2 separate regions of the Mus musculus genome follow, and region 2 is linked to region 1. Evidence: chromatin loops called from intact Hi-C (ENCODE). Cell type or tissue: heart. All regions are shown on one strand. Links, peaks and the distances in the headings refer to the core of each region. The heading gives the core; the rest is flanking DNA.

What was found. A loop is a pair of places that touch in the nucleus more often than their neighbours do. Peaks named below come from ENCODE experiments on the same cell type or tissue, not always from the same donor. Only the 100,000 strongest peaks of a DNase experiment are listed, where the experiment ranks them.
Region 2: it touches region 1 in a loop (2.5-fold over the local background); 11 of 42 quality-filtered maps call a loop at or near these places.

What each region holds. Positions count from the first base shown.
Region 1 is chr12:84,049,600-84,057,948 of GRCm38, forward strand. Acot3 (acyl-CoA thioesterase 3) reads left to right here and starts at 2,545. Exons shown (of 4, transcript NM_001346701.1): 1 at 2,545-2,581; 2 at 3,874-4,342; 3 at 7,310-7,512. The coding sequence starts at 3,886. It overlaps Gm40474 (a long non-coding RNA gene), which reads right to left and starts at 4,178. Exons shown (of 3, transcript XR_872870.2): 1 at 3,897-4,178. In heart, for the core only: a CTCF peak has its summit at 4,708; no DNase peak of the experiment used is centred there; H3K4me3 peaks cover 1,217 bases; H3K27ac peaks cover 741 bases; H3K27me3 peaks cover 2,114 bases.
Region 2 is chr12:83,711,514-83,716,513 of GRCm38, forward strand. Psen1 (presenilin 1) reads left to right here. Exons shown (of 12, transcript NM_001362271.1): 4 at 791-1,041; 5 at 3,251-3,392. Among named protein-coding and RNA genes, the nearest start is that of Psen1, 26 kb to the left of the region's middle. In heart, for the core only: a CTCF peak has its summit at 2,443 (motif pointing right); no DNase peak of the experiment used is centred there.

The DNA.
Region 1 (8,349 bases), core at 1,658-6,657:
ATCACCAAAGGAAATCAGGACTGGAACTCAAGCAGGTCAGAAAGCAGGAGCTGATGCAGAAGCCACGGAGGGATGTTCTTTACTGGCTTGCCTCCCCTGGCTTGCTCAGCCTGCTCTCTTATAGAACCCAAGACTACCAGCCCAGATATGGTCCCACCCACAAGGGGCCTTTCCCCCTTGATCACTAATTGAGAAAATGCCTTAGAGTTGGATCTCATGGAGGCATTTCCTCAACTGAAGCTCCTTTCTCTGTGATAACCCCAGCTGTGTCAAGTTGACACAAAACTAGCCAGTACACACTTCAACCTCAGAAACCACAGGAAATATTCAATTATCCCATTTAGTAAAGTGTTCCAGGAGAAAGGCAGGACACAATAGCCAGTCTGAATTTGAGAGCAGAGCTTCTTACAGGATCTTGACTATGATTTTTTTTTTTTTTTTGAGACAGGGTTTCTCTGTGTAGCCCTGGCTGTCCTGGAACTCACTTTGTAGACCAGGCTGGCCTCAAACTCAGAAATCTGCCTGCCTCTGCCTCCCGAGTACTGGGATTAAAGGCATGTGGCACCATGCCTGGCTTGACTATGATTTTTAAAGACTTTTTTTCTTATTTTACTTACTACTGGTACCAGAGATGGACTACATAGCTTGTTCTTGCTAGCCAAATCCTGTACTGCTGAGACACACCCCAGCCCTTAGATAGGACCAGAGCTAGATGTTCTGTTCTTCTGTTTCATGAATATGGAGGCTTTCTTGACCTTAATTATGAGAAGTTGGAGAAAAACTCTGCAGATGACCTCATTTTAGTAAATACAAAAAATAATCTGTGAGTTTGAGGCCACCGCGGTTTGTATGTTCTAGGCCATCAAGGACCACATGGTGAGACCCTGCTTCAAAAATAAAAACAAACACAAAACCCACAAATAAATATTTATTATTTTCCAAATACTTAAATATTCCCTAGGTGGTTAGAGGAAGAGATATCAGAGAGAAAGAATGTTGTCGGTAGTGGATCGCGGTCATGTGTTTCTATAAATCCATGTCTCCTAAGGCTCCGAGACAGTTCCATATCCCAGTTCTGTGGGAATGCTTATTGATCATTCAATAAAATTATAAAAGCAATCAGTGGTCCATGAAGCATTTAATCTCTCAGCCTGAGCATCAGCTGCAACTAAGGGAAAGGTCATGGTGAGCACCCAATCAGGTGAGTTAAAGATCAGTGTTTTGAGGAATCAAGAGGGGTGGGACCAATGTGTCACTAGGATGACAAGACTTTGCACACAGGGGCATCGGTCGTTTTGAAAAACCCTGCCTTCCATTTCAGTTAATTATCCTTAGAACAAGGCAACCTTCCAGTTATGTTTGACTCTCAAAAGTCCTCCAAAGGCTACATGCTAAACACTTGGTTTCCAGTCTGCGGCGCTACTGGGAGGTCATACGGACCTTAGGAGGTAGGGCCTGATGGAAGAGGTTCAGACCACAGGGAGCATGCCCTTGAAGGAGATTTCACCCCTCCCCCTCTGCTTCCAGCTGCCAGGAAGGGGGCAGCTCTGCTCTGCCACAGGTGTCCTGTAATGGTGTTCTGTCTGACCACAGACCCAGGGCAATAAAGCCGAGCTGCTGTAGACTGGGGCCTCTGAAGCCAGGAGCTAAGAGAAGCCTTTCTCCCTTGTAGTAATAAGCTGGGTAGCTCAGGTGGTTTGTCACAGGCAGGCAAACCTGATTCTTACATCTCCCTTAAAGAGTTGTGTGAGGGCTTTTAAAGAGCCATTTTCAGTACACAGAGCACAAGCCAGGCTACCACAAGCTATCTACCTTCGAGCCTCCTCCTCTACAAAACACCAAAAGATAGGATAAAATTCAGCTCCAAGAGTGACTAAACCACCATAAGAGGGATCTGAACCTCTATTTTTTGAAAAAATTTTTACAGCTACACAAATTTCCAAAACCAGCAGAGGTGCTTACACATTCACCAGGGACCAAATACAAAAAGTTCGGAAAGTGACATGAGGCTATTGACCATGGGATATATTTGATATATTTGATATATTGACCATGGGCTATATTTGAAATTACCTGACTGCAACCTTTGGGAGAATGTTTCTTCAAGAGTTACAAAGAATGGAAACGCAGGAGCGTCCCTGTGAGTGCAACCAGCGCTGTGGCAATGGGGAGTGGGGGGGGGGGCTGTCTCCCTGACTTATCAGAAACTTGAAGAATGAAATTCACTGACAACGCTTGAGGAATAATTTTATTACTACAGGTAGAAAGCTGACAGAATAAAGATGAAATACAGCAGAAAGCAGAATTCCGGAGAGGTTCCCCAAGAGAAGAAAATCAAATTCTTTGAGCTTATCTAGGGACTTCTTATAGGACTCAACACAGACAGTGGACCAACACTGAGGTAGATTATCTGAGTATGGGAAAGTTGAACATTGGAAGGCACATAGTCTATGCACAGTCACCTGGTCCAATCAGGGAGCTCAAAAGCTGTTTATGCTTGCCTGGTTAGGGCTGGTTGAAGCCCTTCTCTGTCCATCTCTGACTTCTGCCGTTATTAGCTCTTGACCTTGTCTGTCTGCTGGTAAGTGTTGCACTACTCCAACCTTGCACGGTCTGGCTAGTCTTGGAGCTTTCTGGGGTCGGCTAGTCATGTTATTTATCCTCTCTTTGGTTCTGCCTTATGTCATTAGCTCTAGCGTGACCACGGGCCTTTTTCCTTTTCTGTCTATGGAGAGTTAACAGTTATCACAGCTACCAAGACATAGCTGTGGTTTTTCTTGGTTACCTCATATTTAGCTTATAGTAGGTGCAGTCTGGAATAGGATTAGGTCATGTTTTTTTTGGTTTTGGGTTTTTGTTTTTTGGGGTTTTTTGGTTTGTTTCTTTCTTTCTTTTTTTTTTTTTTTTAGAAGCCACCCTTAAAACTTAGTCAGCTACAATTAGCTCCATTAGAAGCAAGACTCTGTTAATGAGCCACAAGGCCTTGTTTGTCTTTCTTGGGGAAGGAGCTTCGGAGAAGCCTGTCTACCTGCCAACCCTGACCCAACTTAGCTGTCTCTCGCCCAGCTGCAAGCCCTTTTCTCCCTCTATTCCCAACTCTAACATGCCTGCTCTCTCTTTCTACAGAGCAGTTGCCCTTGCTTTTGTAACACGTCTATTTACGAAACCTTTCCAAAAAACCCAGTTTGCTTGAACTTTCTCTCTCAGCTGAGCTGGAAAACACCAACTCCCTGCCCATTGACTCATTCTAGGAAACCTTTTCAGTTAAGGACAAATGGTTACACATCTTGACAAGGAACCGGACGAGCGCAGAGCTGGTGGTGCAGGCAGGCCCTGATTCCCAACATTTGGAAGGTGGGGGCAGGAAATTCAGGCCATCCTTAGCTACATAGAAAATTCAAGGTCAACTTGAGAGTGAGGAAACCTTATCTCAAAACAACCACCACCACCGGCACCGCTACCTGGAATGTAATTAAGGAGCAGAATCAGTCTGGTTTCAGCAGAAGTGGCTCCAGGTTCCACAAAGACTAGAAAGAGGCTTGGAAGGGGCGTAAGGAGAGTAAGGGAATAAGGGCTTGTTTGGCATGGATCAGTAGAATGACAGTTCCCTGATATGCTTTGGCACAATCCAGACTTTTGTAGCGGTATCTTTCCCAATCTTTCTTTTTAAACACGATTTCAACACGTACCAAGTTGTAAGACAAGATTAATCATTATGCATCTCCCGTACTTAACAAACGCTAACGGGCTTATCACAGAGGCTCTCTCTAAGAGAACCAGGAACACTTTAAGCTGTAACAGCAAGTCCAGGGAGGCCTAAAAGCCACAAAGCCAGAGCCACAATCAGAACCAATGCACGCATTTACCACCCAGAACCCGAACCGGATGGCACCTACTGTGATCCTGGAGCCCGCGGGTGGTTGCCTTTGTGACCAGCCGGTGCACATCGCTGTGCGCGGCCTGGCCCCGGAGCAGCCCGTCACGCTGCGCTCTGTCCTGCGCGACGAGAAGGGCGCGCTCTTCCGAGCCCACGCGCGCTACCGCGCGGACTCCCACGGCGAGCTGGACCTGGCGCGCACGCCCGCGCTGGGCGGCAGCTTCTCGGGGCTCGAGCCCATGGGGCTGCTCTGGGCCATGGAGCCCGATCGGCCTTTCTGGCGCCTGATCAAGCGCGACGTGCAGACGCCCTTTGTGGTGGAGCTGGAGGTGCTGGACGGACACGAGCCCGACGGCGGGCAGCGGCTGGCGCGGGCGGTGCACGAGCGTCACTTCATGGCCCCCGGGGTTCGGCGCGTGCCGGTGCGCGAGGGCCGGGTGCGCGCCACGCTCTTCCTGCCCCCAGGTGAGCAGCCTTCCCTCCTGTGCTTGCAGCCCGGGATGCTTCAGGGGTGCAGCGCAAGGGCCCCTTCTTCCCTGTCTCCCACACTTTTCAGGGGGCTCCCTGGAAAAGCCTTAAGGACTTGGGTTCATGGCTAGGTGAGTCGTGTCCTGAAGTGAATGAAGGTCACCGCAGGAGTTTAGGACCTTAGAGCATCCGAGTTCCCCCAAAGCCCTGTAAGCTAGAAATCTGCACTCTGATAGTAAGACCTATGGGTGGTTGTGCAGGGGTTCGCGTTTGACATCTGTTGCTCAAGAACAGCCCTTCAGGCAAAGTCAGCGCAAGCACTGGGTGACTTTATGATTTGCAGGGCTTTGGCGCCACCGCTCAGAATCTGGAATCTGAAAGTGCGCGTGTGGCCTGTCAGAGAGTTTTGTTTCTTAGGTGATTTTGATGTAACTCTTTCCCAGGGTAAAAGAGCCACAGCTTTGAGAAAGACTTAAGTACAGAGAATCTCAGAGTGCTGTTCCAGGGGATTTGGTCAACTGTTTCATATCCCTTTAAAATGCCAACAGAAATGGCAGTTTAGTGAGGGTCTGAGGATTAAGAAAGTAGTACTTATAGAATAGGTAAAATTTAGTTTTGCAAGTTTGTCTGCCGTCATATAGCTCTAGGATAGGGAAGCGATGTGGAAAACCGAGACTGTGGTTCTTTGGTTAAAAACTTTAAAATGCTTTAATGCGTTTGCTTGTTTACATATTTAAATAGCAACAAGCAAAGAAATCAAGAACTCAAAGTTTTCCATAATAAAAAGTCTCTCTTCCGTGGGAAGTTATTATTACAGGCCTCATAGGCAACTGTGTTTCCTTTCAGTTTTTAGTCTAAAGGCCTAATTTGCCTCCCAATCAGAACACTTTTTAAAAAAAAAATATTTATTTATTTATTTTATTATATGTAAGTACACTGTAGCTGTCTTCAGACACACCAGAAGAGGGAGTCAGATATCATTACATATGGTTGTGAGCTATCATCATGTGGCTGCTGGAAATTGAACTCAGGTCCTCTGGAAGAGCTGCCAGTGCTCTTAACCACTAAGGCATCTATCCACCCACACCCACCTCCACACCCCCCCCCCCAAACCCACTATTTTTAAAGGTCGATTTTCCTAAGGACCCTGTAATGCTTCATTTACAAACCATTGTCTTGTTCATTGCAGTTTACAATCCTTTGGGCGGTCCTCATTCTCCTCCCTGCCCCACAGCCCCTGAGACCTGGGGTCCCTTTCCTATCATCCCCTGACTTTCATATTGTATTCAGTGAACCAATGCAAGCCCCTGGGTCCGGCTTCACTTGTTTGTTTGGTTGTTGTTTTTCGAGACAGGGTTTCTCTGTGTAGCCCTGGCTGTCCTGGAACTCACTCTGTAGACCAGGCTGGCCTCCAACTCAGAGATCTGCCTGCCTCTGCCTCCTGAGAGCTGGGATTAAAAGCGTGCCCCCACCACCCGACTCCAAAAGCTTCACTTTTAAAAGCTGCCAGAATGTTCTTTTGATGTAGCAGGTCCACCTCCAGGATACTCTCTTGCTCAAATTCTGAGTGTTTGTGGTATCTAAGAAAACAACTCAGATGCCCAGGAGAGAATAAAGTGTTTCTATCTATAGCCAGCTTTCCAGACGCTCTGAGACCATCAAAAATGAGGTGAATCCAAGTGTAGTGGTGGAGGAGGGTGGGCTGGTGTGAAGGATATATTGGTGTGTGAAAAAAAAATTCAGGAATGTAAGATGTCAGTGTTCTTAGATCAATAGTTTTGTATTTATAAACAATATACATAACCTGGGCATGTAATTGGTACACAGAGTCCTAGCTCCTGGGCTTTACAGAATTTAACAGCACTGTAATATAAAGAAGAAAGGCATCAACTTCAAGGATCAGTAAATTACCATGTATTCCTTGGTGTGTGACCCAGGATACAAAGCACATCACCCAGTTGGGAATAAAAGCAACCATCTGGAGTCTTCAAAGTTAACACTCTGCTACATTTAACTTAGTTAGTCACGTGGTTCTCTAGCATGCCGGAGCCCCTTCCTTCAACCCCAGCAATGGGGAAGCAGAGGCAGGAGGGTCAAGTTCAAGGTTATAGAGACCAGCCTGGGCTATGTGACACTGTTTCTAAATAAATAAATGCATTTTACACCAATTAAAAAATATCCTAGGAGATTATAGCCAATGTAGAAGAAATGTAGCTGCCATTTGTTGGTGTTGGTGGCAACTGACAATGATAAGCCTTGGACACAGAAAGTATGGACTTGTCCGGCAGTGATGGCGCATGCCTTTAATCCCAGCATTTGGGAGGCAGAGGCAGGCGGATTTCTGAGTTGGAGGCCAGCCTGGTCTACAGAGTGAGTTCCAGGACAGCCAGGGCTACACAGAGAAACCATGTCTCGAACACCCCCTCCCCCCCCCCAAAAAAAAGAAAGTGTGGACTTTGCAGGAGAATCTGTTTTCCAGAGGAGTCCAAGATGGCCAGTGATGGTTTGATATCACAAAACCTGGGCGCTCAAGCCACCCAGTTCTGAGATGCAAGGTTCCAAAAAAGATGCTGTGTTGCCAAAATAGGAAAGAGACTTAGTCTGAGCCATTGGTTCAAGAACATATGGTGCCTTGCCACTCTGTCCCGGTGCTGGCCACTCAGGGCTGCTCCACATTTAACCCTGTGCTGCCGACCTCAGAACACCTGGGTCACCCACAGGACTGTGTCTAGGCCACCGAGGGAGGGCAGATCCCCCATCTGGCAGTTTTAGGAAAGGTAAGGTCCTAGATCTCCAGGAATACACCACCCAACAAAGCGTATTTTTAAAAACAGAAAGAGACTTGGATGTTCCACATCTTTCTTCCTGCCCCCCTTTCATTAAAGAATAAGATACCAAGGCATTTGGAAACTAAGTCTGAAAGAGAGTGGTAGGTTTTTTTTTCTTTCTTTCTTTCTTTCCAAGGAACTGGACCCTTTCCTGGAATCATAGACCTTTTTGGAATTGGAAGTGGCCTTCTGGAGTATCGGGCGAGTCTGCTGGCTGGGAAGGGCTTTGCCGTCATGGCTCTGGCTTATAACAACTACGAGGACCTCCCTAAGGACATGGACATTATCCACCTGGAGTACTTTGAGGAAGCTGTGACCTACCTGCTCAGTCACCCTCAGGTTGGCTGTTACAGTATTTTGGTTTAGCTTGTGGAGTCCTAAATGCCTCGAGCCAAAGTTGGATCTGTAACCTAGTTAACTTGAAGGTTTATAATAATATTTAGTGCTTTCCAAATCTATAGAGCAAAGGTTCCTTACCTGGGATCATCTCAGGGGGCCATGGGAAGGTTGATTCCTTGGAGTTTGAATTGCTCATAGGGTGACCAACCATCCCAGGTTGCTGAGAAGAGAGAGTTTCTTCCTGCATTGTCCATTTCCCGCCCACACTGAGGTAGTAAAGACGAGTCATAGGCATTCATCTCCTTAGCCATGTCACGGTCTTGTGTCCGTGATGTCATGTCTACCTTCCAGCTTTGTTACGAGCAGTAAAGGACTCATACTTGTGAGGTGTTAGAATATGCCTGGCATTTCCTGAGAAGCTTATAGACACCCATTCAGCAAACACTAGAGGATGTAGACGCAGCATGGCCAGAAGACAAGGTCATGTCTACACGTGAGCATAGACACAGCAGGGGCACAGCAGGGGGGGGGGCGCTAGAGAAAACGTGATGGCAAGATTCCATGTTCACGAAAGTAGCAGAGATGGGGAATCACTCAAGCAAGATAAGGGGGGGGCCTCATTCTGAAGACGAACATTACCTGCTGTTAATGGTCTAGATCAGTCCAGCAGTTATGACTTTGTAAACATTTCAGGACCCATTACCACTTAAATCCTAGGAAGAAAGTAAACACGGGACGAGATGAACTGTGAGCCAGAATCTCCCCCGGGTGGCTTCTGTTGATTCCGCTTTGACTCATAGGTGGCTGATTATGATTTTATAAAGCACAGAGACACAA
Region 2 (5,000 bases), core at 1-5,000, 340 kb before region 1:
TGGTGTTGTGAGAAAGAATATGGAGAGATATCTTGAACACCACTATATGCTTTTTAAAGTACTATTAATAATGAGTCCCAGCACTCGGGAGGCAGAGGCAGGTAGATCTTGGAGTTCGAGGCCAGCCTGGTCTACAGAATGAGACTATAGCCAGGACAGCTTGGAATACATGAGAAACCTTGTCTGGGAAAATTAAAATAACAACAACAATACTAAAATCAGGTAGGGAGTACTTCATGAATTTGAAAAGATGAGATTACTAAGTTTGTAGCTGCATGAAGAACATTTGGAGGCGGAAAGTTGGCTCTGTGGTGGTTAAGAGCACTTGCTCTTCCAGAGGACCCAAGTTCAATTCCCAATTCCTACATGGCAGCTTACAACCATCTTTAACTCCAGTTCCAGGGGATCATCTGATGCCCTCTTCTGGCCTCTGTAGACATAGGTGTATGTGTGGTGCATAGAAATGTATGGAGGAAAAACACCTATACACAAAATAAAGAAATCATAAAGAAGAAGTGTTGGTACAAGTATATAGTATTTAAGCCAAGCCTCCAAAGGGGGGAATGGTTGCCTGAGGAGGAGAATAGAAGGAGGGGTGAAGTGAGCCAGGACCCAGGTAAGCGGGAGGGAGGGCCTGGCTTCCTCGGGGACAGCAGTAAATAATAATCCAGACATTAGCACTGTCTGTAAGGAGTCCTGGTGGAGCCGTTACCACACATCCCAGGTGTATGTCTTCCAGGATGCCTTGTGCTGAGAGTCCGGCTTACTGAATGCATTTCTCGTTCTTTAGAATGACAGCCAAGAACGGCAGCAGCAGCATGACAGGCAGAGACTTGACAACCCTGAGCCAATATCTAATGGGCGGCCCCAGAGTAACTCAAGACAGGTGGTGGAACAAGATGAGGAGGAAGACGAAGAGCTGACATTGAAATATGGAGCCAAGCATGTCATCATGCTCTTTGTCCCCGTGACCCTCTGCATGGTCGTCGTCGTGGCCACCATCAAATCAGTCAGCTTCTATACCCGGAAGGACGGTCAGCTGTATGTATAAGTGCTTCGTTCTCTGGGCTGGTGTGGCTTTTCCTCGTAGCTTGTTGTTATCCTCTCAAAGATCTGTGGACCATCTTCCATCTTTCCTGATGGCCAGAGGCAGTGGGGATGATGGCAGTGATGATGTGATGTCTTGGTTTTGTTGTTGTTGTTGTTTTAGTTCTAACCTTTTGAATTCTTACTTGTGAGCCAGCAGACATGGTAGCAGGGCCTGAAATCCTAGCACTTAGCAAATGGCTCATGGAAGTTTAGAGGTTTAGGAACCATGGCTTTGGGGGACCACCATGTGGTGATTGAGACACAAGCATGATGGCATATGCCTAATCACTTGGCAGTGAGACGGGTCAGTCAGGAACTCAAGTCCATCTTGTGCTGATGCAGATTCCAGGCCAGGCTGAGCGACACAGCAAAGCAACCACATTCCTATGGTCCCTATCTTGGCTTGTGTGTTAAGTCTTTAAAGACAACTGCCTTCATCTACTGGGAGTAGATCCTAGTATTTCTCATAACAGCCTGTTTTCACTGTTTCTCAGGCTAGTCTGGAATCCACTGTGTAGTCTTGGCTAGTCTCAACTTTCTGATCCTGCCTCAGCCTCCTGAGTGTGAGGATTACAGGTGTGTGCCACCATACCCTGTTTTACGAGACTGTTATAGAAACTCAAATGACATTCCTCTTTCTCCCACAGAGCAGTGCAGGGGTAGGCAGTCCAGATTGGTATCCGGGTCTTTTATTCACAAAGCATGTGTGCTCCTCTCTTCAGCTTAGGTCCTAGATTTCCTTAGGGTCCAGACTAGAGCCTCAGTTTTCATTTGACAGCAGGAGGGAGTTGAGAAGGGGACATAGGCATCATGTAGCCGAGAGCACTCCCTGCAGGAACTACCTCTATAGCTTGTTCAGAGTTCCTTGGTCACTATGCAGTCTCATGGCCACACCTGCTGTAAGGGCAGAAGTAAGGTCATTGTGCTGGAAGCCTTGGCACTTGGAATTAAGGCATTTTTATGTGGGGCTGTCGAGATGGCTCAGCAGTTAAGAGCACTGACTGCTCCTCTAGAGGTCCTGAGTTCAATTCCCAGCAACCACATGGTGGCTCACATCCTTCTGTAATGGGATCTGATGCACTCTTCTGGTGTGTCTGAAGACAGCTACAGTGTACTCATATAAATAAAATAAATATTTTTAAAAAAGGTATTTTTATGTAAATGAAATACGAGAAGACAACTCCAATAATGGTCACCCTAGAGATAAAAAACCATTGCTTAAACCCTGTGACCTCTCTCTAATAACTGTTGTCCAGCCTTAGTAGTTACTGTGGCAGCATCTGGTTATTTAACAGAGTCTATTAAGCTATGGAGAAAACCTTGGGTGAGATCATTATTTCAGAACAAAGCATCCACTAGATGGAGCCAGTGCCTACCTGTGAGTTCATCTCTTCATAGTCTATTTCCTCTTACTCAGAAGACGTTATTTTAGAGGATAGCTATTTTTCTTAAGCTAAAAACTATTGGGTACAGGGTTGGAGAAATGGTTTAGCAGTTAAGAGGGTGCACCACTCTTGTGGATGTACTGAGGGGTCCATAACACCCACGTCAGAGAGCTCATAACCAGCTTCAGGGATTGGGTGCCTCTGCCCTTCATGAACATCTGCCCACATTCACGCAATGCACACACACACAATTTAAAATAAAAATATATGCCTACATTTAAAAATATTATTTGAGTGCTGCTTCACCCCTCCTCCCTCTCTTTAGCCCTCACCTTTCTTACTCTCTAGCCCTCCTTCTCTCTCTCCCTTCCCCTCTCTCTCCACATGGCCATGGCCGGCCTCTCTCTCTCTTTCTACCTTCTCTCTTTCCCCTGCATTTCTACAACAAAGCTCTAAAACCATTTAAAAAAAAATATTACCTAGAGCTAGGGTGGTACAGACCACAATCTCCACACTTGGAATTCAAAGGCAGGAAGATCACGTGTTCAAGTACAGCCTGGGCTACATGGTGAGTTCCAAGCTAGCTTGGGGTTTCTTATTAGATTCTGTGTCAAAAACTAACCAACCAAATAAAAATATCCTTGGTTGACTGATGACCTGCAAAAGGCACCTTCTAAAAGACTCATTAAACCGCAGACCTCACAGTGAATTACAGTTTTAAGAGTGTGCTGTTTGACATATGCATTAACACTCTGGTGTTTTGTTTCCCTCTGTAGAATCTACACCCCATTCACAGAAGACACTGAGACTGTAGGCCAAAGAGCCCTGCACTCGATCCTGAATGCGGCCATCATGATCAGTGTCATTGTCATTATGACCATCCTCCTGGTGGTCCTGTATAAATACAGGTGCTACAAGGTGAGCACGAGGCAGTCTGCTGTCCGCCTTGACCTGCCTATGGGTTGTCCTTGTGTGTGTGGGAGGGGAAGGGTGGGAGAGTTGGGGGCGGGGGAGATGTGTATGCAGGCCTGTGCATGTCAGAGTGTGCGTGTGCAGTTGGTAGGACCACTTTGTGGAATGCATCTTTTCCTTCCATCTTTGCTTGGGTTTTGGATATCAAATCTCCAAGCTTGTAAGCGTCACGTTCTGAGCCCCTTCACAGCCTCCTTGTCTTGACTTGGTCTAGCAAAGAGGAAGTGTCTTATATTTTGGATCTAAGTTATTTTTCCTTTTATTCTGAAGCATGTTGAAAGTACCAGAAGACATACATGGAAAACAGGTGTTTTCATGTAAGGTCACATGTTTTCAGTATTTTGATTTATAGTGTGCCTATGGCATTCCAAAGACTTTTGTATATATTGTCCTTAACAAATAGTGCTATAGAATTTAAGTGCCCCATAAGCCACCTTCAGATGCTGCTACTGAACGCAGTAGTGACTGGCCCCTCACTTGAGAACCAGCATCATTTGCTTAGTCTCTCAGAGCAGCCCTGCTTCTTACCTTGGTCAATGGGCACAGGGAGAAGTTGCAGCAGAGATGCAGGCCCAGCCTCCCAGCCTGTCCCCCTCTCTCCCTCTCCTCCCCTCTCTTCTCCCTCTCTTCTCCCCCCTCCTTCCCCCTCCTCCTCCCCTCCCTCCCTCCCTCCCTCCCTCCCTCAGTAAGCAACTGCGTCCTGGACCTCAGCCACCCAGCACATGCTTCATACTCAAACCTCAGAAAATCAACAAATCAATACTGGTCATGGAATCTTCAGGTCGTCCTCAGTAGTAGGAACAGTAAATGTTAACTCTCCGTATTGAAGTTTACTCTCTGTCTACATTATTTTCTCCTAGATTTTTCTTTGGGGTTTGTTTTGTTTTGTTTTGTTTTGTTTTTTGAGACAGGGTTTCTCTGTGTAGCCCTGGCTGGCCTCAAACTCACTCTGTAGACCAGGCTGGTCTCAAACTCAAAAGATTCACCTGCCTCTGCCTCCCCAGCGTTGAGATTAAAGATCTGCGCCGCCACCACCTGACAAATAGCGTGTTGTGCAGCGGTTTTCTCCGCACGTCTCACTGCACCTGTGTCTGTCTGCTTGCCAGTCTTTACCTCCTGGTCCCTTTCTTGGCCTTAGTGGACACATCCTGGACCTCAGCTGATTAGGGACCAGGCTTGTTCTTTTGCCTCCTTTTACGATTTTATTGGGGGTAGAATTCTGCCTTCTTCCACGTTTATTCTCCCCCACTTCCAGATTTCCTGCCTTTCATTTTTCAAAGTTGCCTGTGTACTACATACAGAGGTGTGGACTCAGCATTGAATTTCCTGAGAGTTTTTTTTCCTAGTAATCTTGGGAAGTTACTTAGTTTCTGTGTACTTTTACATTCCATATGGAGAAAGAGGCCACCATCTGTAAACTACCTCTCCTTGCCTCTGTTTTCAGTTTTTCCTGCACTGATCTGTTGATGACAATAAGCCAACTGTATGGACTATGTGCGTACTCCGTGTTTCATTTGGCATCTCACGAGCAGTGCATGCGCACACCTCCTACTT